Linked DNA regions of Homo sapiens: region 2 is linked to region 1. A link is an interaction called in ENCODE POLR2A ChIA-PET data of the cell type or tissue named here. Cell type or tissue: HepG2. All regions are shown on one strand. Links, peaks and the distances in the headings refer to the core of each region. The heading gives the core; the rest is flanking DNA. Region 1 holds the start of LOC105376223 (a long non-coding RNA gene). Region 2 overlaps ALAD (aminolevulinate dehydratase).

Evidence for each region. Peaks named below come from ENCODE experiments on the same cell type or tissue, not always from the same donor. Only the 100,000 strongest peaks of a DNase experiment are listed, where the experiment ranks them.
Region 2: POLR2A ChIA-PET joins it to region 1 with 5 read pairs; 4 of 35 experiments call an interaction of 5 or more read pairs at or near these places.

Annotation. Positions count from the first base shown.
Region 1 is chr9:113,644,272-113,660,307 of GRCh38, forward strand. LOC105376223 (a long non-coding RNA gene) reads left to right here and starts at 3,604. Exons shown (of 3, transcript XR_930254.3): 1 at 3,604-3,731; 2 at 7,746-7,809. RefSeq lists enhancers at 4,409-4,909, 4,910-5,410, 6,396-6,895 and a silencer at 13,869-13,948. In HepG2, for the core only: no CTCF peak of the experiment used is centred there; DNase peaks (open chromatin) are centred at 6,280, 6,620 and 8,730.
Region 2 is chr9:113,379,068-113,390,093 of GRCh38, forward strand. ALAD (aminolevulinate dehydratase) reads right to left here. Exons shown (of 12, transcript NM_000031.6): 8 at 10,706-10,761; 9 at 10,532-10,619; 10 at 10,371-10,457; 11 at 9,910-10,039; 12 at 7,245-9,294. The coding sequence ends at 9,233. Among named protein-coding and RNA genes, the nearest start is that of HDHD3, 7.6 kb to the left of the region's middle. RefSeq lists an enhancer at 2,026-2,085. In HepG2, for the core only: no CTCF peak of the experiment used is centred there; a DNase peak (open chromatin) is centred at 8,694; H3K4me3 peaks cover 465 bases.

The DNA of each region.
Region 1 (16,036 bases), core at 4,322-9,321:
AATATACAGTGTTTTCATTTTTATTTGGTTCAAAATGTTTCTTATTTGCCTTGTGATTTCTTATTTGATCCATGTGTTATTTATAATGACTTTAATTTCCAAATATTTAGAAATTTTCAAAATATCTTTCCGTTACTGATTTCCAGTTTAATTCTGTTGTAGCCAGAGGTCATACTCTGCATAATTCAATCTCTTAAAAATTGTTGAGACTTTTTTATGGCCCAGCATGTGATCTGTCTTAGTGAATGCTCCATGTGTGCTTGGATAATGTGTATTCTGCTGTTGTTGGGTGGAGCATTCCTTAAATGTCAATTAAGTTCAGTTGGTTGATAGCACTGCTGATATTCTTACTGATGGTTTAAATCATTTTTATAATGTGTTCTTACACAAACGAGATTGTGTATATTACAAGAAAAATCAGATGATCCAGATGTAATAGGGTACCTGAGAAGGCAGAGACTCATTAGTTTTTTTTTAATCAAGAGAAGTGGGATCATAAAATCATCTTGAAGCAGATCCCTCAGTTAACTGAGAATACCTTGAATGGCCTTCTTAATCAGGCTATTAATCAGAAGGTAGAGCCAGAAGGCTTCGGTCTTTGGGGTTCCGGTGTAGATAGTCACTCCCTTAGATCTCTTGCAAATTGAGTAGGTACAGAGCAGGGATGACTACTTGGGTAAAAAGCCTTTAGAAGATAGTATAGTACTCTGCCTGATTAAGGAGGTCATTGGAAGGATTTCTCAATTAACTACAGGATCTGCTTCAGTTGCAGGGTGGATAAGGTGGTTCCATCTGAGTCTCCAGGGCAGGAAAGGGCCATGAGACCCATGGAATGATCTTATGGAGAAGGGTGGCCTAGCCAGGTGAGCTGGGAGGGCTTGGAGGCAAGCCTGGTTTTGAGGCCCCCTGCTTGGGTGAGTGAACAGGTCACACCCCCACTAGATGTGGGTCTGGTTCTCAAGGAGGTTACCATGCGTGTGCACAGATAAAATATTCACAAACTCTGAGACTCACGAACCTGGGAAATCTAAACTTCTTGTCCTCTATAGCAGGGGTCCCTAACCCCTGGTACCAGTCTGTGGCCTGTTAGGAGCCGGGAGGCACAGCAGGAGGTGAGCTGCGGGTGAGTGAGCTTTACTGCTAGAGCCCCGCCTCCTGTTAGATCAGCAGAGCCCTTAGATGCTCATAGGATTGCGAACCCTGTTGTGGACTGCGCATGCGAGGGATCTAGGCTGCACGCCTTATGGGAATCTAACTAATGCCTGATGATCTGAGGTGGAACAGTTTCATCCCAAAACCATCCCTCCCCATCCCCATCTCCTGTCTGTGGAAAAATTGTCTTCCACGAAACGTCCCTGGTGCCAAAAAGTTGGGGACTGCTGCTCTATAGGACCAAAGTTCCTGACTCTCACCTTCATGATGGTGGAAACAGAAACACAACATGAATGCTGGTGACTGAAGGGACCCCCCGCAGAGTGCAGTTTCATGAGAACTGACCCTGCCAGGGAGGGCAGCGGCGACAGGGCAGCCATTCACTGAGCCCTTGTTACAAGCCAGGTACCGGCAGGCAGGTGAGTCAGTTCTTACCATGATTGGGCAAGATGAGTCCTATTGCTGTACCCATTTTAGCTTCAAGGAAGTAGAGGCTCAGAGAGTCTAGGAGATTGCTTCCTGTCCCACAAATAGAGTGGAGTTTGAATCCCAGACAATCCAACTGTAGAGTTCATGCTCTTCAAGCTGGAGAGGTGGCCCAATCGCGGAGGTACTCGATTGCCAGGCTAGGGAGATTGGACTTTATTCTGAAGGCAATGGCAGGCATGGAGAATTCTGGAGCAGAGCCAGAAGGATCCCTCTGGCAGCTGGGTGGAGGGTGCCTTGCAGTGAATGGTTAGTTAGGAAGCTGTTCAAGACAGAAAGAATCACAGTTAAACCCAAATCAGCCCTAAGCACCAGAGATGAAAGTCTGAGGGGACTGAGGATAGTGTGGGGAAGAAGAAATTTCATCCAGTGTTAGAAATGGGCAGAGAGGTGGTTGGATGGAGAGATGGCAGACGGCATTAGAGGCATAGTGTGTGAGCGTCGGGGTGGGGGTGAACCTCTTTCCTCTGGCTCCTTGGTAAAGCCCAAGGGGAACAGGAGAGAAAATTCTGGACTAGAAATCAGGAGCCCAGGGTCCCAATCTTACCCTTGCCATGGGATTCACTGTATGACCATGGGCAATTTGCTCCCCTTCCCTCAGCCTCGGTTTCCCCATATGTACACTTTGCAGGGTTGGTGTGAACAGTGCCTGAGACCTGTTTTGCAAAGGGGAGAGCCCCATAACTGGTCTTTCCATTTCTGCTCCTGGTCCTTCTAATCCATCCCCCGAGGGTGGCCAGACGGAGGTTTAAAGTTAATTGCATCAAATGCCTGCACTGGTTTCCCTGCCCTGGCCCCTGCCTCCTGCTGCCTGGCTCCACTATGTTCTTAAAACCTACCGCTGGCTTTCACTGTACTTAAAAAATGTCCAAGCCCTTTCAATGGCCTTCAAGGCCCTGCGTGATCTGACTCCCGTTCACCTCCGGGATCTCATTTTCTCTCTCCCTCCTGGTCCTTCACTGCATTCCAGTTATGCTGGCCTTCTTTTCAGTTTCTCACAACTCACCCAGCTCTTTCTTATCTCTGAGCAATTGCTGTTCCCACTGCTTGGAATGCCCTCCCCCTGTATCAGTTATCAGTCTCAGTTAACTGCTGGGTAACAAAACACTCCAAAACCTAGTGACTTGAAACAACAACCATTTGTGGTTTCTTGGGAGGCGGTGGGTGGGCTGGGCAGCTCTGCCGATTTGGTGGCACTGGTGGATCTCGGTTGGTCTTGGCTAGTTCACTCAAGCATTTGCAGGCAGCTGCGGGTGGAGCAGGTGGTTCTGTGGATCTTGATCTCGGCTGGGCTCCCTCACGTGTTGGTGGTTGATGGACAGTTGGTTGGTCTGGGCTAGTCTTGGCTGGGGTGACTTAGATAACCAGGCTTCTCTTCCATGTGCCTTTCCTTCTCCCTAGCAGGCCTGCTGGGGTGAAGGCAGGAGTCCAAGGAAAAAGGCAGAATCCTGAAGCATGTTTTCAGCCTCTGTGTGGGTCATTTCCTAACATCCTACTGCCCAAAGAAAACCACATGGCCAGGGCCAGAGTAAAGGGTGGGGAAACAGACTCTGCCTCTTTTTTTTTTTTTTGAGACAGGGTCCTGCTCTGTTGCCCAGGCTGGAGTGCAGTGGTGCAGTCATGGCTCACTGCATCCTTGCCCTCCTGGGCTCAAGCGATCCTCCTGTCTCAGCCTCCTGAGCTGAGACTACAGGCGTTTGCCACCATGCCTGACTAATTATTTTTTCTAGAGATGGGGGTCTCTGTATGTTGTCCAGGCTGGTCTCGAACTCCTGGGCTCAAGTGATTCTCCTGTCTCAGCCTCCCAAAGTACTGGGATTACAGGCATGAGTCACTGCGCCTGGTGCTAGACTCTGCCCTTTTAGTGATAAGAACCAGCTATAAGATCACTGGGCAAAAGATCTGGACACAGAGAAAGGAGAAAAATTGGGGTATATTTATCTCTGCCTCCTTCTTTCTACCTAGTGCCTTCTCATGCATTGATGCCTCCTTGGAGGAGCCCTCCCTGACCATTCTGAGGGCAACAGTTGTTCCCTGGTTTTTCTCAGCCACAGCCCTGCTCTGCTTGGACCACCTTTGTCCCAGAATGCAAAGTAAGTGTTCAGCAAATATTTCTACGTCAACTAATAAACCATCACAATTCTTGGGGAAAGAATGACACTGTGCCCGTGAGTGGTCAGTCCCCTCCCTTTAAGTGCCACATCCCAGAAGTGCAGCCTCATAGAAAGCAGCTACCACATCAGCCTGTCCCCTGTCCCCTGTCCCCAGAGGAACCCTAGACCCTGAGGCTGCCCTTGCCATTAGAAATGAGGTTCTCAAGACTGGCTGAAAGCTTGTTGACCTAGTGGCCATGCCCTTGCTGGGAAGTCGCACTGCTCTGGTAGAGAGGGTCAGGCCATTCTGTCCCAGGAGACCCACAGGGCTTGCTCCATTGTCCTTCACTCTTAAAATAGATTTTATAACCATGCTGCTGAGTGAAGACCTCCAGAGTCTCAGAACTCAGGTCAGAGCCTGAACTCAGGTCTGAAGCCCTGTGAGGTCAAGGTGGACTGGGGCTACACAGTGGGATATGGACAGGACAGGCCTCAGGGCCCCGCCTCTACCTCCCAGCTGTTTCCACCTACCCAGTCCCCATAGGACTTCTCTGTCCCTTTGTGTTGTGGCTGTAGTGGCATCTTTCTAGATGCCTGTCTGCTTGCTGTTTGGGGCAATGTATTGGGAGCAGGATATAAAACCGGGACCTCCTTCATTCTCCCCAACACGAATGTCTATAGTAGTAATAATAATAAGAATAACCACAGCAACTACTATTGGCTTGGCATCACTACATGTAAGACATTTTGCATGCCTGGACTTACGTAATTCTCACAGTGATCGTGAGACTTGGTAACATCATCATCCCGTCTTCCAGATGAGAAACCAGACAGGGCGAAGGGTGTGCCTGAGGTTGCCCCACTAGGAGGTGGCAGAGCGAGGATTCAAACTCAGGTCTGATGCCAAAACCAACACCTTCCTCCACCACCAGGCCCAGGTTGCCCCTCAGCCTCCCCTCCAGCAGCCACACCTCTGAGTGGCTGCCCTTCCCTCCCTGCCCCTCAGCCCTGTAGGACCTGCATCTGCGTAAAACACTCGTGGGCTCTCTTTCTGCCACCTGAGTCACTAAGCATCTGCCCTGGCTGGCCTCCTGGTGTCTGGGCTGGGAGCAGGCCTGGCTGCTGGTGCAGGGCCGGGAGAGCCACGTGCAAGCTACAAGTGTTGTCCTGCCAGGGGCCTTTGTCTCCCCCATAATGGGACCCAGCGCTCTCTCCAGGCCCCTGAGAGCCTGAGAGGCTGTGGGCCAAGGCCTTGGCAGAGCGGCCGGCTGAGGGCACTGAGTGGAAGCAGATGTGCCTGGGCTGCCTTTGGCCCGCTGCCCAGAAGAGCCTTTCCATCTGGAGCCCTCGGGCTTGGGGAGGATGCTCCGACTGTGAGAGCCGTGTGGGGACCGGACTCACACGAGGCTGCCTTGGACCAGAATATTTTAATCTGTTTGGTTTAAGAAAGAAACAAAGCCTCCATTTTTGTTGTGTGTGCCAGAGCTGGTTCTGAGCCAATGGTGGTGAGAGATTGACACCCAACCTCTGATACAGCTTATGCATGGGGAAACTGAGGCCTAGTGAGGGCGGAAGGACTTCCACAAGGTCACCTAGCATTTTGTGAACGTGGACATGCTATACCAATTAGAGTGACAATTGGGGCAGATCTGGGAGGGGTCCCCAGCCTTCCTAGAGCAAGGTACGTGTGGGCATCTTTCTTGTCTAGCCTGGGTGTGGGTTGCAGAGCCATGAGATTTTCTGGAAGGGAATCCCCTGCCACTCCAGGGAGGGGAGAGATAGCTAGTGTCCTCCTGTTCTGTCAGACTAAGTCCTACCGCAGAGACAAAGGGCTCCTTCACCAGTTACTGTCAAAACTGACATCTTCAGGGAGGGAGGGGACCCTGCCTTTCTCCAGTGATCCTGCTCGTGGGGTCTTTTGAGAGAGACAGCTCTGAACTGAGATTGGGAGCCCTGAGTTCAAGTCTGGAATCTGCCTCTGACATGCTTTGTGACATTCGGCAAGCTGCTTCCCCTCTCTGAGCTTCCTTTTTTTCCATCTGCAAAATGGGGATAATTGTATCCCAATGTCTTCTGGGATAGCAAGAGTACACTTTGAAAATCTAGTCCCTCATCCATTTCTTGAGGGTGTCCAAAATCAGCCCTTTGAGGTGGGAGGAGCAATATTCTCACTGCCTGGAAGGGAATGGACAGCTCAGAGAGGTGAAGTGACTTGCTCAGACACACAGCATCCGTGGATCAATGCTGTGGGGTTGGAAGGGTTTCCTGATTCCTAGTTCTGTGGTCATCTCCTCTCCGTGAGACCTGATGTCCTCTGCCAGACCACATAGAGACAGCAGACATGGCCTTCGGTGGGGTCCTCCACCACCCCTCATGGAGAAGCCGAAAATGAGGGCAAGGGCCAAAGCATTGAGACTTGCTTCACCTATTGGAATGGGGTCCTGAGGATCGATGCGACACATGGCCTGCAAGTTGCCTGCAGCATGCCTGTTGGAGGGTGAGGTCAGCCAGTCTCTGCTTGCATAGCTCTCGGACAGGAAGCTTACTATTTGCTCAGGCAGCCTGTCTCATCCCAGCGACTGTGAGAAAGCATCCTCGGCCTGGGCTGAAACCTGACTCCTCTTCAAGGTCACTCCTGTTCCCCAACCCCCAAACTGTGCACATTCTGCTCCCCAGCCTGGGGTGGCCCACAGGCCCTAAAAATGGGCGAGCCTGGGGCTGCCTGGATTCGAGAACTTACAGCTCTCCCAGTCTCCCCTTCCTCTCACTTGACCCCTGATGCGGAACAGCCTCCTTTCCTGAGGCTCTGATTACCCTGGAGCAGGCAGGCGGAACCTTTCTCCTCCACCCCTGGCAACACTGCTGGGCAAGCACACCACATCCTGCTCGTCCTACTGGAAGATGCCTCCCTCTGCATTGGGGAAGGGATGAGACTTCCGGGCCAGGCCAGCAGGAAGACTCACTGGTCCAGAAGTCAGAACACCTGAGTCACTTGACATGCACTCTCAGATGAGCTGCTGCACTGCTCTGTGCCTCAGCCGCTTTCATCTGTAGAATGGGATGGTCATGATGCCTGGCCAGCAGGGCCCATGGAGCTTGTATAAAACCTGATGGGAGGGGAGGTTGCAGTAAAAGCCTTGGAGATGAAAACACTGGACACAGGTGAGGATTGTGTGGAGCAGAAGCATCTCACCCAGTTGAGATTCTGGACAAATCAGAGCCTCCCTGTCTCTCCGCAGCTGTGAACACCTACCTACCCCGCCAAGGCCTCCTGCAGCTGTGGACAGGTCCCTCTCTGCTGGGTCCCTCTCTGCTGGAAACTTCACAAATCCCTGGGGCCCAGGGCTGCTTTGGGGAGGGACAAAGCCGTGGGATGAATAGGGTAGGAAATTGATGTTCTCCTGATGGCAGTTTAAAACATTTTTAAAATATTGAAACAAACATGGATTTATGATGAAACAGGAGAATTTGACATGAATTTGGAAGTGAACACATGAGGCTGAGGAGACTTAACGCAATTGCAGGCTTTTGCCTCACTGTGCTCTGCCACACACCCTGCCTCCTGTTCCCTCCCATCCCCTCTGTCCCTGCTCCTTCCCACCCACCCCCTGGTGTGGGCTATTCTCTTTCTGCAGTACAGAAACTTTAGGAAGACGGTCTGTGTGGCCCTGTGATGGAACAGGTCAACCCAACCCATCACATTTCTGATTAATGACCCCCAGGCCCTCTCCTCTACAAATTCTACCCTTCTTATTGATTACAAACATACTCTTCAAAAACCTTGGTGAAATGTCCAAGCTCGTTTTCCTTCCTTAGAAATGGCAGTTGTTGTTGCTGTTGTCATCATAACCTTCATCACCTTCTTGTGTAGGCGGGTATTAGAATCTGCTTTTCTGAAAAACATGGGCCTGAGCCTGTTTGACTCATGGTCTCAACCTTGAAAGGCTCAAATTCAGAGAGGCTTATGGGGTTCCTCAGGCCACCTCTTACCGGACTCTGTTCACTTGCACACAGGTCCCCTGGAGTCATTGGAATGCAGGTTCCTACTCGGAGGCCTGGGTTTCCAACAATCTCCCAGGTGAGTCAGTGCTGCTGGTTCTGAGACCAACTTGGGCCCCAAAGGCAGTTGGTGATGGAGCTGGGCCTGGCGCCAGCCTCCTCTACCATGATAGCCTGCCCACCCTCCTACCACCTGCCATCAGGGTGACCTGGAAAGCACTGGGGGGCCATAGACAAGTCTCAGATAGTTCTGCATCAGAAGAACCAGGCCTCCTCTTGCTATCTGTGTAAATAATTATTGGGAGGCCGAGGTGGGAGGATCACTGGAGGCCAGGAGTTGGAGACTAGCCCGGACAATATAGCAAGACCCCATCTCTAAGAAAAAAAATTAAAAATTAGCTGGGTGTGGTGGCTCACACCTGTAGTCTCAGTTGCTGGGGTGGCTGAGGCAGGATGACTTGAGCCTAGGAATTTGAGGCTGCAGTGAGCTATGATTGTGTCACTGCACTCCAGCCTGGACAACAGAACAAGACCCTGTCTTAAAAAAATTAGAAAATCAACATTCATAACCTCCAATGTGATGAGTGATTCAGGTGAGAATCATCAGTGCATGTGAAGAGATCATGGAATGCCAGTGGTTGGGGAACAAGATATTCACAATTTTGAAGTATCACTCCAGAGATTTTGTATTCCCTGCAGACGGGGTGTGCATTGAGCATGGCAGGGCCGGGCAGCCAGCACCTCCCCAAAGCAGTCAGGCTGGCCCTTGTCCATGTGATGTGGGCTGACAGGATGTGCTGCCCTTGCTGGAAAAGTTCGGCCTGAAGCTAACCTGGGAATCGTGGGATATTATGCAGGACATGTGGCCTGGATTGTTCAAAAGATTTAGTGTCATGAGGAGCAGAGTGAGGGGGTACACACCAGCCAAATGCCAAATGCCATGCATGACACTTGACAGGATCCTGGATTGGAAAAATAAATAGCAGCATGTTTTGGAGCAACTGGTGGAATGCGAGTGTGGACTTTGTGTTGGGTGATGTTGCCCAATGCTGATTATCCCTGGTGTGGCACTGGTGTGAGATTGCGTAGGAGGATGACCTTGGTCCTGAGAGATGGAGAGGTATCTGGGGGTGAAGTATCATGATGTCTGCAGCTTAATTTTGGATGGTTTGGCAAAAGAGCGGGAGGAAGAAGAGAAATAGAGAGAGAGAGAGAGCTCGATGGAGGGGATACAGTAAGATGTTAATGGTGGATCTCAGATAGGGGTATTCTTTCAACTATTCTGTGCATTAGAAAACCTTCCAAATTAGAAAAACACACACACACACACACACACACACACAAATGCAAATAGGCTGGGCATGGTGGCTCACGCCTGTAATCCCAGCACTTTGGGAGGCCAAGACGGGCAGATCAGGAGGTCAGGAGTTCAAGACCAGTCTGGCCAACATGGCGAAACCCCATCTCTACTAAAAATACAAAAAAAAAAAAAAAAAGCTGGGCAGGGTGGTATGTGCCTGTAATCCCAGCTACTCAGGAGGCTGAGGCAGGAGAACTGCTTGAACCTGGGAGGCGAAGGTTGCAATGAGCCAAGATCATGCCACTGCACTCCAGCCTGGGCGACCGTGCAAAACTCTGTCTCGAAAAAAAAAGAAAATAATTGTGAAAGAAAAAGGCATGGAAAAGCCATAATCTTTGCTGAAATCTACAATACAAAGTCAGAACTTGTATCCTGTGGCAGAAAAACGTCCTAACAATCCTCTTTCCCCAACCTCCACTCAAAGCTTTGCTTACCACAGAAGCTGCTCCTCATAAGACCCCTCTTTTCCCTCTCTTTCTCTCCCTGCAAAGCTGCAAGTACTTGTGTCAGTAGCCCTCTGCGTCCTACACCTCCCCTGGCACCCCTGCCCTGGCCCCCAGGCCTTTCTTTGTGGGGTATCCCAGTCTTTCTCAACACCTGTTTGGCAGCTAGGGGCACAGGTTCACAGGTGGGACGCCTGGTGTGATGTCTCACTCTGGCATTGACATGCTGGGTGGACTCAGCCAGATTATCTAACCTTTCTATGACTCAGTTTTCTCATCTGTAAAATGGGGCAGAACATCAGCATCTACCTAAGAGTGTTGTTGGGAGGATTAAATGTCCTAACACCCCCGGAGCACGGGGCAGAGAGTAATTGCTCATGAATGACACAACTGTCCAAGGTAGGTTGCCCAGCCCAAGGCCTTGTCTTTTTGGGACAACTGGCTAAATGAGATCCAGCTCCCACTGTGGCTTCCCAGGCATCTCTATTCATGCCACGGTGGGGAGATGGACGCCCGTGCTTGCTTTATGTCCCTGGGCCTCTTCCTCCTCCAGCACACGGTATGACAGCACCAAGCCACCACCTTGACCTTGGGCATGGACGCAGCTGGCTGTGGCCACTGGGTGGAAGCATTCAATTGCAGATGCTCCAAGTTTTCCCTTGCTCTCCTCCTGGCCTGGTACCCAGGGGCCACGCCCAGCCAGCATGGAGTTGACTCTGTATGAGAAATATATCTTTATGGTTTGAAGCCTCTTGGATTTAGCAGTTGTTTTGTTTCCAGTATAACCTTATCTATTCCCACTGATAAAACAGGGTTGCCCTGTCCCATGCTAAGGCTCCTTGGAATGCTCATCTAGATGAGGGTCAGTCTTAACTGCAACTTTCCAAGCATCTCTGAGTCCCAGCCAATGCCCTCACTGCGTTAGAAACCTCCATGCTTAGCTCCGCCGGCCTCCGCAGCCCCCTTGCCCTGGCCAAGGGCCACTCTGAAACATGATAACAGAGAGGGCTGCCTCGTTTCCCCAAATATAGGCTCTTATCAGCCTCATTCGCCCTAGGACATTTGGTCATTGTCTTAGTCTAGACATCAAAATTAAAATCTCTTATGAGCTCATATTCTGGGGAAGTTGGGTCAGGCTGTGTCCGGGCCAAAATTCCTCTGCCTCCGGCCCAGCTGCTGCTACAGCAGAGCTGAAGCTTGTTGGAAGGGAAACTAGGGATGCGGGACGGAGCCTGGAGGGAGAGCCAGAAAGCTGGGCTCTGCTTCTCAATGTGTGATCTTGGAGAGTCACTTTTTGTCTCTGGGCCAAAGATGAAATGAACTTGCCTTTTCCTGCCTTGGGGCCTTTGCACAGGCTGTTCCCTCTGTCTGAAGCTCTCACCACCTCCCTTCCTCTTCACCTGGTTAACTCTTGCTCAGCTATCACATCTCAGCCTAAAATACAGGGTCACTGTGCTCAAGGAAACTTGAAGACCTGCTGCCTTCAGCGCAGACAGCTTCCTTTAATTGTGTCGAGAGACTGTCTCCTTGCTAGGCTCAGAGCTCCACAAGAGTGAGAATCTGTCTGTTTACCTCTCTGTGACTCAATTAAGGCTTGCTGAAGGAACGAGTGAGGTGCATCAATCTGCTCCACGAGAGCCTACAGCTCCCTGGCACTTGGCAGGAGCTGCAAGAGGGCCCCCCTCGTCTCTTTTCTGCTCCCTCTTCCTGCTTGCTGGCGGGTTGGAAATCCTTGGCAAGGATTAAGTGTGTCCTGAGTGACTTGGCCCTTTGCTGCCTCCTGGCGTCCACTTCCAAGATAGCCGTCCCCAGATGCTTCTCCCACTCGTGGAGGAAAACTGAGTGTGGCTTCCATGTGCTGTGATCTCGTTCATTTCCAACAGTAGCCTTGTGAGAGAGGAATGATCATCCCCTGTTTGACAAATGAAGAAGGTCCACATTTGTTCATTTGTTTGTGGAATAATGACTGAGCACCTATTATTTGCCAGACACTTTGTTGGGAGCTGGTGCTTCGCTGATGAACGGCAACGCGCTGCCTCATGGAGCTTACGTTCAGGTCTGCAATAGGGAAGGCAGATAGTAAACAAGTGAACAAACGTTTTGTGTGGGCCGGGCGCGGTGGCTCATGCCTGTAATCCCAGCACTTTGGGAGGCTGAGGCGGGCAGATCACTTGAGGTTAGAAGTTCGAGACAAGCCTGGCCAACGTGGTGAAACCCCATCTCTACTAAAAATACAAAAATCAGCCAGGTGTGGTGGCGCACACCTGTAGTCCTAGCTACTCGGGAGGTTGAGGCAGGAGAATTGCTTGAACCTGGGAAGTGGAGGTTGCAGTGAGCCAAGATCGCACCACTGCACTCCAGCCTGGGCGACAGAGCAAGACGCCGTCTCAAACAAAACAAAACAAAATCCATTGTGTGTGTGTGTGCACAAGCACACTCAAGATGCCAGGGGACAGTGGCTGGGCTTTGGTGGTCCAGATGTTAACTGACTTGTACAAGATCACAGAGATGCAGCTAGATTTGAACCTGGTAGTAACAATTGTAGCTAATAACTCTATAAGCCCTTGCTCTGCCATGTGCTGCTGAACTCAGCGCTTTTTACATATATGCTACAACAGCCCTACTATTATCCTTGTTTTGCACATGGGGAAATAAAGCACAGAGAGGCTAGGTAGCTTGCCCAAGGTCACTCAGCTGCTCAGTGGTGGAGCTAGGACTCAATCCAGGCAATGTGGTTCCAGAGCCTGCCCTTTAACACTGTAAGACAAAATTTAGAAGTTTTGACATCCAGGGCCTTGGGGATGGTGGCCACAAACCCAGTGTGCTACTCTCCTCCCAGCCCAGCCAAGTAGACCATCCTGGACAGTCTCCTGCCCTCAGATCTTCCAAGATGACTGTATAGCCTCCTGTCCCATGAGTTGGAAAGGATGGGGAGGAGAGGGTGCTGTGGAGGGCCCCTATCCTCAGGAATCCTGATGGGCTAGCCGTGGGGACAGAACCAACCCACACTGGGCTGTGAGGTGGGAGGCTTCCCCTCCAAGAAGGCAGGAAAGGCTTCTTGGAGGAGGTGAGGGGTGAGGTGGGCCTGGAAGGTTGAGTGGGATTCAGACGTACAATTCAGTGGGAGCAGAAGAAGCCAAGGGAACGGCAGGGGCGGGGGAGAGGGTGGCGCCAAGGCTTGGAAGGAGGAAAAATGAGGCTGCATCAGGACCCGAAGCTTCCGGGCTTCTTCCCCAGGCTGGGGAGCTGTTGCAGGCATCCAGGTGAGAGGGGAGGGGCAGCCAGGGGGCGGAGATGAAACCAAAGGTGGCCAGGACCCAGGTGGGCTTCAGAATCACGTGCCCCCACCCCCAACTTTAATTTCTCCAGCTCCCCCCTCATTCACCCACCCCTTGCTGCTGCTTGATTGCCCCAAACACAGCACTGCCCCAGGAGTGCCTAGACCCTCCCCGTCCACATCCGCCTGCCTTGAGCCCTCACTTCCTTCCTGTCTCTGCTGAAAGGTCACTTCATACAGAGGTCTTCCCTGACCACCAGCAATACTGTATTGCTGGTGGTTACAACACCTTCCACACGCTGTACATTTCCCTGTGCTTGGCTTAGCGCACAGGTGGCTTAGCGCTTGGCAGGCCTTCCACGCATAGTTTTTGGCTGTGGGCAGCTGCTTGGCCGAGTCCTGAACAATCTTCAGCTGCAGCTTTATGTCCGTCATCTTGGCTTCCTCGGAAGCTCAGTCATCTGTCATCCCTGAGACAGACCGTTGGAAGGCTCGGGATGGGGGAGCCAACAATGCAGACACATACGCATGCACATGTTGTGCACACAGACACACACACACATATCTACACATGGGCATGAATCATATGCACACACATATGCCCATACACATACAAAGCCATGCACACATACATATGCACAACACATACACAAATGCTCACACGCATGAGCACAACACACGTGTGCACACAAGGCATGCATATCTGTATATAGGTGTGCACATGTGAGCACACCCATGTGAGCAAATATACATGTGTATACCATGCCCACATATGTATACATGCACATGTACACATTGCACACACACACACACACACACACACAATACATATATAGGCATCATATGCGTACACCACGACATGCATGGACATACGTATACTTACACATGTGCCCACATACATGCACGTACATGCATTTCTGACACCTTGACTCTCACCTTCTCCATTCATCAGAGTGGTGACCACGTTGTCCCAGGATCTGGCACAGAGACTGGCTCAGCTATCTACGGCCACAGCCAGATCACCAGAGCTCTGGGGTTGTAGCTAGGTGACGCCACCGATCCTCTGCTACCACCTTGTGGCCACTTCCCAAATGGCACCAGTCAGTGGCTGAAGCCTTTCCCTGGTTCTTGTCCCAGCTAAGCTACCGGGCCCAATCCACAGGGCTCCTGGGAAACGTGTAGTCATCCCTGAGCCTTGTGCCCCACCCTAGGACAAGTGGATGGCTTTGCTAGGTGCTGTGGGTAATGAGTGGGGCCTGGAGTAGGATGCAGGCCTGACCTCTCCACTGCTCCGTTAATCCTCTCTGTCCCACTCTGCTGCACCCAATACCTCCAGGACTTCTCAGGGCTGACTCCTGTGCCTGGAGCGCCCCACTCCCCAGTGCCCCACTGCCCAGCGAGCTCCTTGAGGGCAGAGCCCTGACTGTGCTCATCTCCAGTACAGACGGATGCTCCATGAATGTGGGAGGGAGGAAGGGAGGGAGGAAAGGAGAGAGGAAGGGAAAGAAGGAGGGGGTGAGAGAGTGAGAGAGGATTTCCTCACTGGACTTCCTCAGTTTGAGCTCTGAAAGTCCCATGTCCCAGGAAACCCCTCAGGCCTGAGCAATCTCTCCCGTTGGTCATCCTCCTACAGCTAATGCTGGTAGGAAGTGGTGGGGGCAGGGTGGGGCACTGAGAGAATTCAATAAAACAAAGTGTGGAGGGGGCCTGCCTGGATTGGTGGTGAAGGTGCGCCTGGAAATGAGAATTAATGAACTCCATTGTTTGTGCCTAAGCTGTGAGCCGTACACAAGCCACAGTATCTGCACAATCTTACCAGGGAAAAGTCTCCTGAGGATGTAGAGGCAGAAAAAAAGCCTGGGCCATGACCCATGCTTTGCTCCCAAGGTTACTGCTTCCCTCTCTGCTCCCCCCAAATCATCCCCCTTAAATAAACACGGAGAGTCTAATGCCAGCCCTCTACGTGCCTGGAGAACGGACCAATGTGAGAACTATGCTTCAGACTAGGAGCAAAATCTTTTTCCATCAAGAGACGTGGGCTGTGCCAAAAATAGAGCTTCAAGACCCTATTAGGGGGTAGTTCTCAAACTTGATATGGCATTAAAATAAGAGAGGGCTTCTGGGCAGACCCACCAGAGGTTGTGACTCAGCACATTTCAGGATGGGCTTCAGGATTCAGGTGGTTCTCATGCAGGGGTTAAAGGAGAAACTCTTCAATGATACTTGTTAAAAGCATGGTAACAAAGACTTTAGTTAGGACTCTTGATGTAGGTATAGGGACCATTGCAACAGGGAGACAGATTGGACTCAACTCTAAGACAGCATGGGCAGGTGGGACTTACAGCTGAGGGGCAGGGTGGGGTCAGTGGATGGAAAATTACCAAGAGGAAACCTTCAGGGTGAGGGGGATTCTGGCTAAACCTATTTAACAGGATTCTGGGGATTGTCATTGAAGGCAGGCCAGGGAGATCAGACATCTGCTGGGGGATGGTGGTGGATGAGGAACCTGATCAGATATGGAGGATGATCAGATGTCAAGGACGGGGGTTTCTGGTTACACTGACTTAGCAGGGTTCTTTTTCTAAAACTGGACTTCATAAGGAAGTGCACAGATGGGCCTAAGAGAAGGTTCAGGAGTCTGACTAAAGTTTGGCCAAGCCAAGAATCCTTGTCACAGGTGACTCCAGTACCATAAATAGAGGAACTCTTCCGTAGGGATGGGTTTAGAAAGATGGCATCACACTGATCTGAGTCACCTTGAAGGGGCACGTGACCAGGGCATCAGTTCTGAGCCCCTTGGTGTTATGGCTTTCCCCAGGCTGGTGCCAAGGGAAGAACTGGGAGGTGGAGGCAGCCATACCCTGAACACATGTGCCAGCAGGGATAGGCACATTGTACCCTATGCCTAAGAGAAACAGAATTAGCAAACCGCTGGCCCTGCAGGGGATTAAAGGAAAGATGGTGTTTATCTGCTTATGTTATGTGACTATTTGTTTTTACCAATTTAAATGGATGTCACTGAAGCTCTGGGGTCTCCTACCATAAGGAGGAGGCTGAGTGGGGAGGAGGGGCAGCCTCTTTAGATGTCATGCCTGCATTTGCCAGGGTCTTGGAGGTAACCGACATGGGGTAACTGAGACAGAAGCCCGAAGTGCTTTCACAAGGAACTTCTGCCCAACCTTGGTCCAACGTGCATGGCAACCTCACTCAAAATACAGAGACGCAG
Region 2 (11,026 bases), core at 5,632-10,631, 260 kb before region 1:
TGGCCTGCCCCTCCACACCTGTGGGTATTTCTCATCAGGTGGGACGAGAGACTGAGAAAAGAAATAAGACACCGAGACAAAGTATGGAGAAAGAACAGTGGGCCCAGGAGACCGGCGCTCAGCATACGGAGGACCTGCTCTGGCACTGGTCTCTGAGTTCCCTCAGTATTTATTGATTACTATTTTCACTATCTCAGCAAGAAGAATGCGATAGGAGAGCGGGCTGATAGTGAGGAGAAGGTCAGCAAGAAAACATGTGAGCAAAGGAATCTGAGTCACAAATAAGTTCAAGGGAAGGTACTATGCCTGGATGTGCACACAGGCCAGATTTATGCTTCTCTCCACCCAAACATCTCAGTGGAGAAAAGAATAACAAAGCAGCATTGCTGCCAACATGTCTCGCCTCCCGCCACGGCGCGGTTTTTCTCCTGTCTCAGAATTGAACAAATGTATAATCGGGTTTTATACCGAGACGTTCAGTTTCAGGGGCAGGCAGGAGACAGAGGCCTTCCTCTTATCTCAACTTCAAGAGGCCTTCCTCTTTTACTAATCCTCCTCAGCACAGACCCCTCGCGGGTGTCGGGCTGGGGGACGGTCAGGTCTTTCCCATCCCACGAGGCCATATCTCAGGCTGTCACATGGGGAGAAACCTTGGACAATACCAGGCTTTCCAGGGCAGAGGTCCCTGCGGCTTTCCGCAGTGTATTGTGCCCCTGGTTTATCGAGAATGGAGAATGGCGATGACTTTTACCAAGCATACTGCCTGTAAACATTTTGTTAACAAGGCACATCCTGCACAGCCCTAGATCCCTTAAACCTTGATTCCATACAACACATGTTTCTGTGAGCTCAAGGTTGGGGCAAAGTTACAGATTAACAGCATCTCAGGGCAAAGCAATTGTTCAGGGTACAGGTCAAAATGGAGTTTCTTATGTCTCCCTTTTCTACATGGACACAATAACAGTCTGATCTCTCTTTTCCCTACATACACGGCCATGTACACTTCGTTGAACCTAAGCATAAAAATGGACAGTTTCCTCTGTATCTGTGGCTCTTCATTCTGAAGGCTCCCATGTCACAAAAAAACTATGATCAAATAAATGTATATGCTTTTTCTCCTATTAAAAAAAATACAGACATATTCAGGGTTAGGCATAGTGGCTCATGCCTGAAATCCTAGCACTTTGGAAGGCTAAGGTGGAAGGATCCCTTGAGCTCAGGGGTATGAGACCAGCCTAGGAAACAAAGTGAGACCCCATCTTGTTAAAAAATAATAACAGGCTGGGTGTGGTGGCTCACGTCTGTAATTGCAGCACTTTAGGAGGCCGAGACCAGTGGATTACTTGAGGTCAGGAGTTTGAGACCAGCCTGACCAACATGGTGAAACCCCATCTCTACTAAAAATACAAAAATTAGTGGGGCATGGTGGCAGGTGCCTGTAATCCCAGCTACTCGGGAGGCTGAGGCACAAGAATTGTTTGAACCTGGGAGGCAGAGGTTGTAGTGAGCTGACATCACAGCATTGCACTCCAGCCTGGGTGACAGAGCAAGACTCTGTCTCAAAAAATAATAATAATAATGCAAAATACAAACGTGTACAAAATAAAAAGCCAGCCCCCCACCAACACCCAACCTCATTCATTGACCACCTAACATCTGTGGGCTCTGTGTCCCCTGTCCTTCTCTGAGGATTCAGTGGGAAACAAGGTGGTTCCTGCCTGCATGGGGCATGGGAGGGGCAGACAACCATTGAGTAGATAAATAAACAAAGTGATTTCAGAGAGAGAAGTGGAAGCGGTAAAAACAATCATTTTATGAACAGTGACAGGGTATCTCTTTGGATGAGGTGGTCAAGGAAGGAACAAAGATCTGAATGGTGAGAAGGAGGTTGTCAGGTTAAGATCAAGGAAAGTACTCCAGGTGAGGAACCGGAAAGAAGGGTGTGGGGCCTCAGCCTGCTTACTGAACAAGGGCAGTAGCCTTGGGGCAGGGAGAGAAGGGCTTCCCCACCCCATCTCACTCCCCAGGGATTGCTGAGGTGACAGTTTTGGTTATGCTATGACACAGTTTTCTAGCAGCACACAAACATGTATCTAATTTTCTTTCTTTCCTCTCTTTCTTTCTTTCTCTTCCTCCTTCCCTCCTTTCTTTCTTTTTTTTTCATTCTTTCTCTCTGTCTCCCTCCCTCTTTTCTCTCTCTCCTTTCTTTCTCTCCCTCCCTCCCTCTTCTCTCTCTCTCTTTCTCTCTCTCTCTCCTTCCTTCCTTTCTCCCTCCCTCCTCCCTTCCCTTCCCTTTCTTTCTTTCCTTTCTTCTTCCCTCCCTCCCTTCCTCCCTTCCTTCCTCCCTCCCTCCCTCCCTCTCTCTCTCCCTCCCTCTCTCTCTGTCTCTTTCTCTCTTTCTTCCATTTTTGAGACGGAGTTTCACTCTTGTTGCCCAGGCTGGAGTGCAATGGTGCCATCTCAGCTCACTGCAACCTCCACCTCCTGGGTTCCAGCGATTCTTCTGCCTCAGCCTCCCGAGTAGCTGGGATTACAGGTGCCTGCCACCACGCCCAGATAATTTGTGTATTTTAGTAGAGACAGGATTTCATCATGTTGGCCAGGCTGGTCTTGAACTCCTGACCTCAGGTGATCCACCTGCCTCAGCCTCCCGAAGTGCTGGGATTACAGGCATGAGCCACCGAGCCTGGCCCTTTTTTTTTTTTTTTTTTTTTGTGAGACAGAGTCTTACTCTGTCACCCAGGCTGGAGTGCAGTGATGCGATCTGGGGTCACTGCAACCTCTGCCTTCCAGGTTCAAGCAATTCTCCTGCCTCAGCCTCCTGAGTAGCTGGGATTACAGGTGTGCGCCACTGTGCCCGGGTAATTTTTTGTATTTTTAGTAGAGACGAGGTTTCGCCGTGTAGCCAGACTGGTCTAGAACTCCTGACCTCAACTGATCCACCCACCTTGGCCTCCCAAAGTGCCGGGATTATAGGCATGAGCCACTGTGCCTGGCCTAATTTTCTTCCTTTCAACTCTTAAAAACAAAAAAACAAAACTTTCTCCTATGTTCCAAGTTGGTCTGTTCACTGGGTTCAGGCCTGGGAAGAAACACAAAGTGCAGAGTCACAGACTTTGGACCTGCAAGAGAGAGCCCGACTCACTTGCAAAACTGGTTTTGTGTTATAAGCATGAAGCAGAAGTGGGGGTGGGAAGGGCAACTGGGAGACCAGAGGTTCAACTGCATTTCACAGAATCCAAGAATGTCTGATACTGTCTACTTTTCAGGGTCACCGAAAACCTAACCCCTTAGGTTCTGATCCCAGCTCTGCCATCTGTCTGTCTGTGAGCTCTCCATTCAATTGTTTTTCTCTCTGAGCCTCAGTATCCCAATATGCAAAATGTGAATTTTCCCAAAGTGAACATACCCATGCAACCAGCACCCAGACCAAGAAAAAGAACAATTTCCAGAACCCTCCACAGCCTGTCCACTTCCAGTTACTTACTACCCAAAAGGGTAACTATCTTGACTTCAAACTGCATAGTTAAACTTTATTTGTTTTTGAACTGTATATAAACAGAATAATATAGCATGTATTTTTTATGCCTTGCTTCTTTTGCTCAAAATTGTGTTTGATACATCTGTGTTGCTATGTGTAGTTGTAGTTAATCCATTCTCACACCTTTAATATTCTATTATATAAATAGACCACATTTTACTGTTGATGAACATTTGGGTTATCTCCAATTTTGTTTATTACACTTCTTTTTTCTTTTTTTTGGAGACAGAGTCTCGCTCTGTTGCCTAGGTTGGAGTGCAGTGGCGCCATCTTGGCTCACTGCAACCTCCCACCTCCCAGGTTCAAGCAATTCTCCTGCCTCAGCCTCTCAAGTAGCTGGGATCACAGGTGCCTGCCACCACGCCCGGATAATTTGTGTATTTTAGTAGAGATGGGATTTCATCATGTTGGCCAGGCTGGTCTTGAACTCCTAAGCTCAGGTGATCCACCCACCTCAGCCTCCCAAAGTGCTGAGATTACAGGCATGAGCCACCATGCCCGGCCTTATTACATATATTATAAAATGCTGCTATGAATGCTGTTGAACATGTGTCTTATGAACATAGGTAATGTTGGGTAAATACTGTTGGGTAATACCTAGGTGTGGAATCACAGGGTCATAAGGTATGCATATGTTCAGCTTTGGTAAATAGGGCCAGACATTTCTTTTTCTTTTTTTTTTTTTTTTGCAGACAGGATCTCCCTCTGTAGCCCAGGCCGGAGTGCAGGCCAAACATGGCTCACTGCAGCATCCACCTCCTGGACTCAGGCAATCCTCCTGCCTCAGCCTCCCAAGTAGCGGGAACCACAGACATGTGTCACCACGCCCCGCTAATTTTATTTTTGTTTTTATTTTTTAGTATAGACATGGTCTCACTATGTTGCCCAGGCTGGAGCTAGACATTTTGTTTTCTTTCTTTCTTTCTTTCTTTCTTTTTTTTTTGTTCTTGTGGAGCCAGGCATTTTGAAAGGGTGTACCAGTCATATCTGAGAGTTCCAGTTGTTCTGCATTCTCAACACTTGACATTGTCCCATTGTCCTTTTAGTATTAGGCATTTTCTTTTTCGAGTCTCCCTCTGTTGCCCAGGCTGGAACGCAGTGGCACGATCTCAGCTAACTACAACCTCCGCCTTCTGGGTTCAAGCAATTCTCCTGCCTCAACCTCCCGAGTAGCTGGGATTACAAGCGCACACCACCACACCTGACTATTTTTGTGTGTGTGTGTTTTTAGTAGAGACGGGGTTTCACCATGTTGGCCAGGCTGGTCTCAAACTCCTGACCTCGTGATCCGCCCACCTCGGCCTCCCAACGTGCTGGGATTACAGGCATGAGCCACCGCACCCAGCCAGTATTAGGCATTTTTGTGGATGTATTGTGGTATCTCATTGCGGTTTTAACTTGAATTTTCTCCACTAATGAAGATAACACCTTTTCATATATGTATTGGTTAAGTTTTCATTTTTTATTTACATAGCCACACATGAATATATCCTTGTTACATATAATACATGAATAGAAATAATACATATAAAGCTAAAGTCCCTCTAAAACGAATCCCTTCACTAGTTTTATTTTTAATTGAAAAACATTTTTTTTGTAGCAATGGGGTCGTGCTTTGTTGCCCAGGCTGGTCTTGAACTCCTGGTTTCAAGCAATCCTGCCACCTCGGCCTCCTAAAGTGCTGGGATTACAGGTGTGAGCCACCATGCCCAGCCCCTTCCCGAGTTTTGAGCACTGGGCTTGGAGTTAAGAGACCTGAATTCCAGCCTTGGTCTGCCACTGACTAGATTGCTGTCTAATTTTGGACAGGTCACCTCTCTGGGTCTGTCTCCCCATCTATAAAATCAGAGTGTTTAACTAGATAGTCTCTAAGGATCTTTTTTCTTTAATATTCTGACCACTGTTTCTGTGATCCCAAGAACCTCCATTAGGTAAAAATGGCCATTTGCCTTACTATCCATTCTCTCCATCTTCCTTAGTAACTGAACTCCCGAGTTTTAGTTGAGCATATGGCTGGCCCACTAGACTATTTCCAGCCTCCCTTACAACTGGGCATGACCATGTGACTAATTTGAGACAAGGGTGTGTAGACAGAAATGATGTGTGCAACTTTTGGGTCATGACTTTATAAAGAAGGGTCATGCCCTCCATTTGCTCTTCTCTTCCTGCTGGCTGGAAAGAGGACCTGATGATGGGAACTGGCCCAGCCATTTTTTTGTTTTGTTTTGGTTTTGAGATAGGGTCTCACGCTGTTTCCCATGCTAGAGTGCAGGGGCGCAATCACCACTCACTGCATCCTTGACCTCCTGGGCTCGCTCCTGCCTCAGCCTCCTGAGTAACTGGGACTACAGGCATGCACGACCACACCCAGATAATTCTGTATTTTTTGTACAGACGTGGTTTCCTCATGTTGCCTAAGCTAGTCTCAAACTCCTGGACTTGAGTGATCCACCCATCTCAGCCTCCCAAAGTGTTGGGATTACAGGTGTGAGCCACTGTGCCCAGCACCAGCCATCTTTGTTCATGAGATGGAGGCCAAGATGTGTTGATGATGACAGAACAAGGCAAGAGCTGAGACCCCTCACAACATATTGCTGACATATCAGCCCTGGATTGCTTAGAAGTAAATTTTCATCTCAAGCTATCATTATTTTGGCTTTTGTTATATCCACTGAACCTGAATCCTGATTAATACAGAGTGACTGGAGAATGACTTTTTTTTTTTTTTTTTTTTGAGACAGAGTCTGACTCTCTGTTGCCCAGGATGGGGTGCAGTGGCATGATCTCGGCTCACTGCAACCTCTGCGTCCTGTGTTCTAGTGATTCCTCTGCCTCAGCCTCCCAAGCAGGTGGGACTACAGGCGCCTGCCACCATGCCCGGCTAATTTTTTGTAGTTTTAGTCTAGATGGGGTTTTGCCACGTTGGCCAGGCTGGTCTTGAACTCCTGACCTCAAGTGATCCGCCTGCCTTGGTCTCCCAAAGTGCTGGGATTACAGGTGTGAGCCACCACGCCCAGCTCCAAGAGTGACTTTAGATTGGGTGTTGGGTCAGGTTTCTCAGAGGAAGGGATGCTTTGAGCTGAGATCTTAACAAGAGAGACAGCCATATAGATTTAGGGGAAAAGCATTCCAAGCCAAGGAGGCCACTGGTGCAAAAGCTCAGTCCAAGACAGCGTTCTGTGTAATGAGGCCTACCTGGTCAATTGTGGCGCCATCTCCCATCCCATTGTTTACAGTGACTGAGCCAAGAGTGGACCATGTGGCCTGAACAGGCCCAATCAGAGACCTCCAGAGATTTGCTATGTGAGTGATGGGACAGGAAGGCTCTTTCTCTGGGATTACAAATCTTAACGACTATTTAAGCCTAGAATTATTGAGGATCATGTTGCTGGCAAGTGGCAAAAACCCACCTGAGTATAAAGCTGGGGCAAACACAGACGAGAGTTAGAAAGGGACAGAGACCTCCATGGGGTTTGACCCTGGGCCCAACCACACCTGTCCTTATCTCAATCCAGTTATGAAAACCAATCATGTCCTTCTTTGCTATTGAACTGGATTTCCATCACTTGCAACCAAGTAGGTGCCTGGTCTCCTTGGTCTCCCCGTATAACTGGGGCTAATTGCAGATGGTCCCCGAACTGTGATCATTCAATTCACAATTTTTGACTTTACAACAGTATGAAACAAGACATTCAGTAGAAACTGTACTTCAAATATTGAATTTTTATTCAAAATTCTTTACAACTTTATTACAATATAGATTTTGTGTTGGATAGTTTTGCCCACTGTAGGCTAATGTAAGTGTTCTGAGCATGTTTAAGGCAGGCTAGGCTAAGCTATGATGTTTGGTAGGTTAGGTATATTAAATACATTTTTGACTTATGATCATATTTTCAACTTATGATCATATTTTCAACTTATGATGGGTTTATCAGGATGCAAACCCATCACATAAATGGAGGGGTGTCTATAAAACATTGTTAGACCTATAATTTTGCTGTTGATTATTGGGAGGTGGTATGGCACAGTGGTTAGGGGCAGAGGCCTTGGAGTTGGACTACATGGGTTCAAATCCCAGCTTGGCTGTTTTCTGTGCAGTTCTAATCCAGTTCTGCCACAAACTTGTTGAGTGGCCTTAGGTGAGTCACATAAGCACTCTAGATATAGCTTCCTTATTGCAAAATGTCTCAAGCTAAGTTTAGTATTCTCCCTCCACCCCGACCCTGCTTCTGTTCCTCTTCCAGGCTGCCCCATCTCAGTAAATGGCCCATCAGCCACCCAGAAGGTCAAGCCAGATTCATCCTTCACATCGAATCTACCTTCTAAACACATCCACAATCCATTCCCCTTTCTCCATCCCCACTGTCCCCGCTCCAGTCCATGCCATCAAGACTTTTCATTTGCACTTTGCCGCAGAGCTGTTAAAATACTTTTACAAACTACAAATTTGATTGAGTCACTCTGAAAAGGTGAATGTGGCCCTTGACCTCTGCATGGTTTGGTCCTGGTCTGTCTCTCTCCACTCAGTTCAGGCCATCCTCTCAGTGCTCCAGACAAGCTAGCCTTGCATTCCTCCAGCTAGAAGGAGCCCCAGGGCCTTTGCACAACTCCTCCCTCTCCCTGGAATGCTCTTCCCCAATTGTCTTAGCTTGATGGCTCACCCTTCAGGTCTAGGCTCAAATGTCAGTCCTTCAGGGAAGTATTTTCTGATCCTTCAAAGAGGTCAGGTCCTGGTGACCTCCTTCAGAGCACCTGTCACCACATCACTGGTGCATGTCTGCCTCCTTCCCAACTACTGTTTCAAGAGAGGCCCCTTCCCTGTTGTTGTCTCAGACCCCTTCTTTCCTTCAAAGCACTTATCACAATTTGTAACTGCTTTATTTCTTTGTTTTCTTCTTAGCTGTCTCCCCAATTCTCTTTGTATAATTTCTATGAAGAGATAAGCTGAGGTCTGTCCTGCTGTATTCCCAGGACCCAGCACTGAACCTAGGAACAGAGCAGAGATTCTCAAAAAGTATCTCCTGAATAAAAAGTGTTTGTGGTGGTGGCACCTCTAGCAGTCAGGAACTCCCTCTTTGCCTCTGAGTTTTGATCCTCAGGCAGTATTTATGCTGGTTAATGAGTAATTCTTCTCTGGGTTTATGGTTCAGAGTAGAATAGGAGACCTCAGGCAGCCTGGCAACCTCTGGCCTCGTGGGAAATGCCTTCCAGTGGAATTGCGGCAAATTTCAACTCTAACCCAGGGATATCGATCTAGGCCTCATTCCCACACCCAGCTCTGCTGCCAGAAGCGTTCCAAGGCTTCTCAGGCCCCAAGATCCCACTGCTCTCTTCTTCCCCTAATGCTCCAAGACCCTCTCCCAGCCAGGCCCCAAAGGCTGTGCCCCCGACTCCAGGTTGCTTTCAAGCTGAAGCCACACCAGAGGAAAGAGCTGAGGGTGGCAAAGGTGGGCCTCACGGCTGACCCAGGGGAGGGGCGGGGAAGCTTGGGAGAGCTCATAGGATGCAGCTGCGAGTTACAAGAGTTAGCATGCTGGCAAAACCACCCAGGGCTGCTGGGCCCCGCTAGCATGTGAGCAGGAAGAGGGCATGAGGGCACAGTTCTAAAAGCAGCATTTACTTTGGTTTTCACTTGTCTGAGGCCCCGGGAACGTTTTAAAGTTCTAGTTCTTGGGCCTGGCACTGTCTCCATCATTCCTCCTTCAGCCACTGCAGCAGCTGCGGTGTGTAGTAGGTGATGATGATGTCAGCACCTGTGTTGGGAGAGATGCAGAAAGTTGCTGGGGGGACGCTGATCAGCTCTGAGCACACCTTCTGCGATGGGAAGGCCAGGCGGGGAAGAAGGCTACCATGAAGAAGCACAGCCTGTGGGCACACCACATGAGACGGAGCCCAGCTTTGGGAAACTCTATTTCTTGGGCAAGTCATTTCCTCTTTTGGGGCCTCAGTTTACCAAAGAATAAAATGCACAGTGAAGGAAATAGGTAAGAGGCAAGTTCCTTCCCATGCTGGTGTGCAATTCTAACAAAATGAGTCCCCTTTATGGAGTGATATTACTTCATTTAATCCTCAGGACAACCACGCACCAGGTATCTTATCCCCAGTTATCCAGTTATGGGTGAGGACACTGAGGTTCAGAGAAGTGGCTTGCCCACGTTCTCACAACCAAAAATGAAGGGCTCTGCTTGCTTCACCGGGCCGTGTTCTATGCTGCAGTTCCATATCTCTTCCTCAGTGTGTGTCTGTTTAGATCACTAGTAATTCCCGGAATAAGATCCCAAGCTCTCAGGACGTCGTTCCCCAATCTAGGCAGAGTGCTTATCAGTCCCTGTGGCGCAGGTCAAAACACCCCACCCTTGCCTGCCTACCTGCTCTGCGGAAGGCAGTCATGGCCTCCAGTACGGCAGCCTTGAGATCAAATGCCCCGGCCTGGGCTCCATGCCACAGCATGGCAAACTCTCCAGAGACGTGGTACACGGCGAGAGGGAGGTCAGGGTGCTGCAGGGAAGCAGACAGGGAGACAGGCTGAAATGGAGGGTGGATGTGGCTCTGGAAGCGTCCCTTCCCCCCTGCTCAATCTGTGACCATCTTGAGCCCCGTGTCCTGGGTTACTGCGGCTGGCAGCCTGGCCCACTCTTGAACTGTTAAAGCAGGGCTGTTTGAGGCTCGTGCAAGCCCCGACATAGAAGGCCACGATGGTTCCTGGGCAGGGAAGGGGAGGAGAGGATGCATGCTTAAGGGCAAACTGCTTCCAACTCTGAGATTCCAGAGTCTGTGGAAAACTCTGTCCCAGCCCCCTGAGCCCCCTTTGCCTCGTACCTGTGCTCACCTTGTCCTTTACCTCCCGCACGATGTCCAGGTAGGGCATTCCCGGCTTCACCATGAGCATGTCAGCTCCTTCCCGTACATCCCGGTCCTAAGGGATGAGGGTATAATGTGGGTGGTGCCTAGGAGGGGGCTGAGGGTGGGGCTCAAGTCCTAGTCACTCACCACAGCTCGGAGAGCCAGGCCTCGTGCTCCAGGGGGCAGCTGGTAGCAGCGGCGGTCCCCAAAAGCTGGGCTTGACTTAGCTGCATCCCTGCAAAGCAGAGTCATCAGGGTGGGCTCCAGCTTTGGGCCAAAGGGCCAGGGATTCACAGCAGACCCCTGCCCACCCCTGCTCACCGGAAAGGGCCATAGAAACAGGAAGCAAATTTGGCACTGTAGCTCATCACCGATACCTATGGGGAGACAATGGAGGTCTTGGCTTATTCGGCCCTTGCCAGGTATCCCAGGGTGATGTGGCAGGGAGAGAAAGAACCTAGGCTGGGAAGGAGACTGCCTGTGTTCTGGTCCTGTTGGAGTGCTGGGCTTGATTTCCCTGCAGAGGCCCAGAGGTTTAAATGGTTCCCCAAAGCCTCATCCAGCACTGTCTTCAGTTCTGTGATTCTTTTTTTTTTTGAGATGGAGTCTAGCTCTGTCATCCAGGCTGAAGTGCAGTGGCAT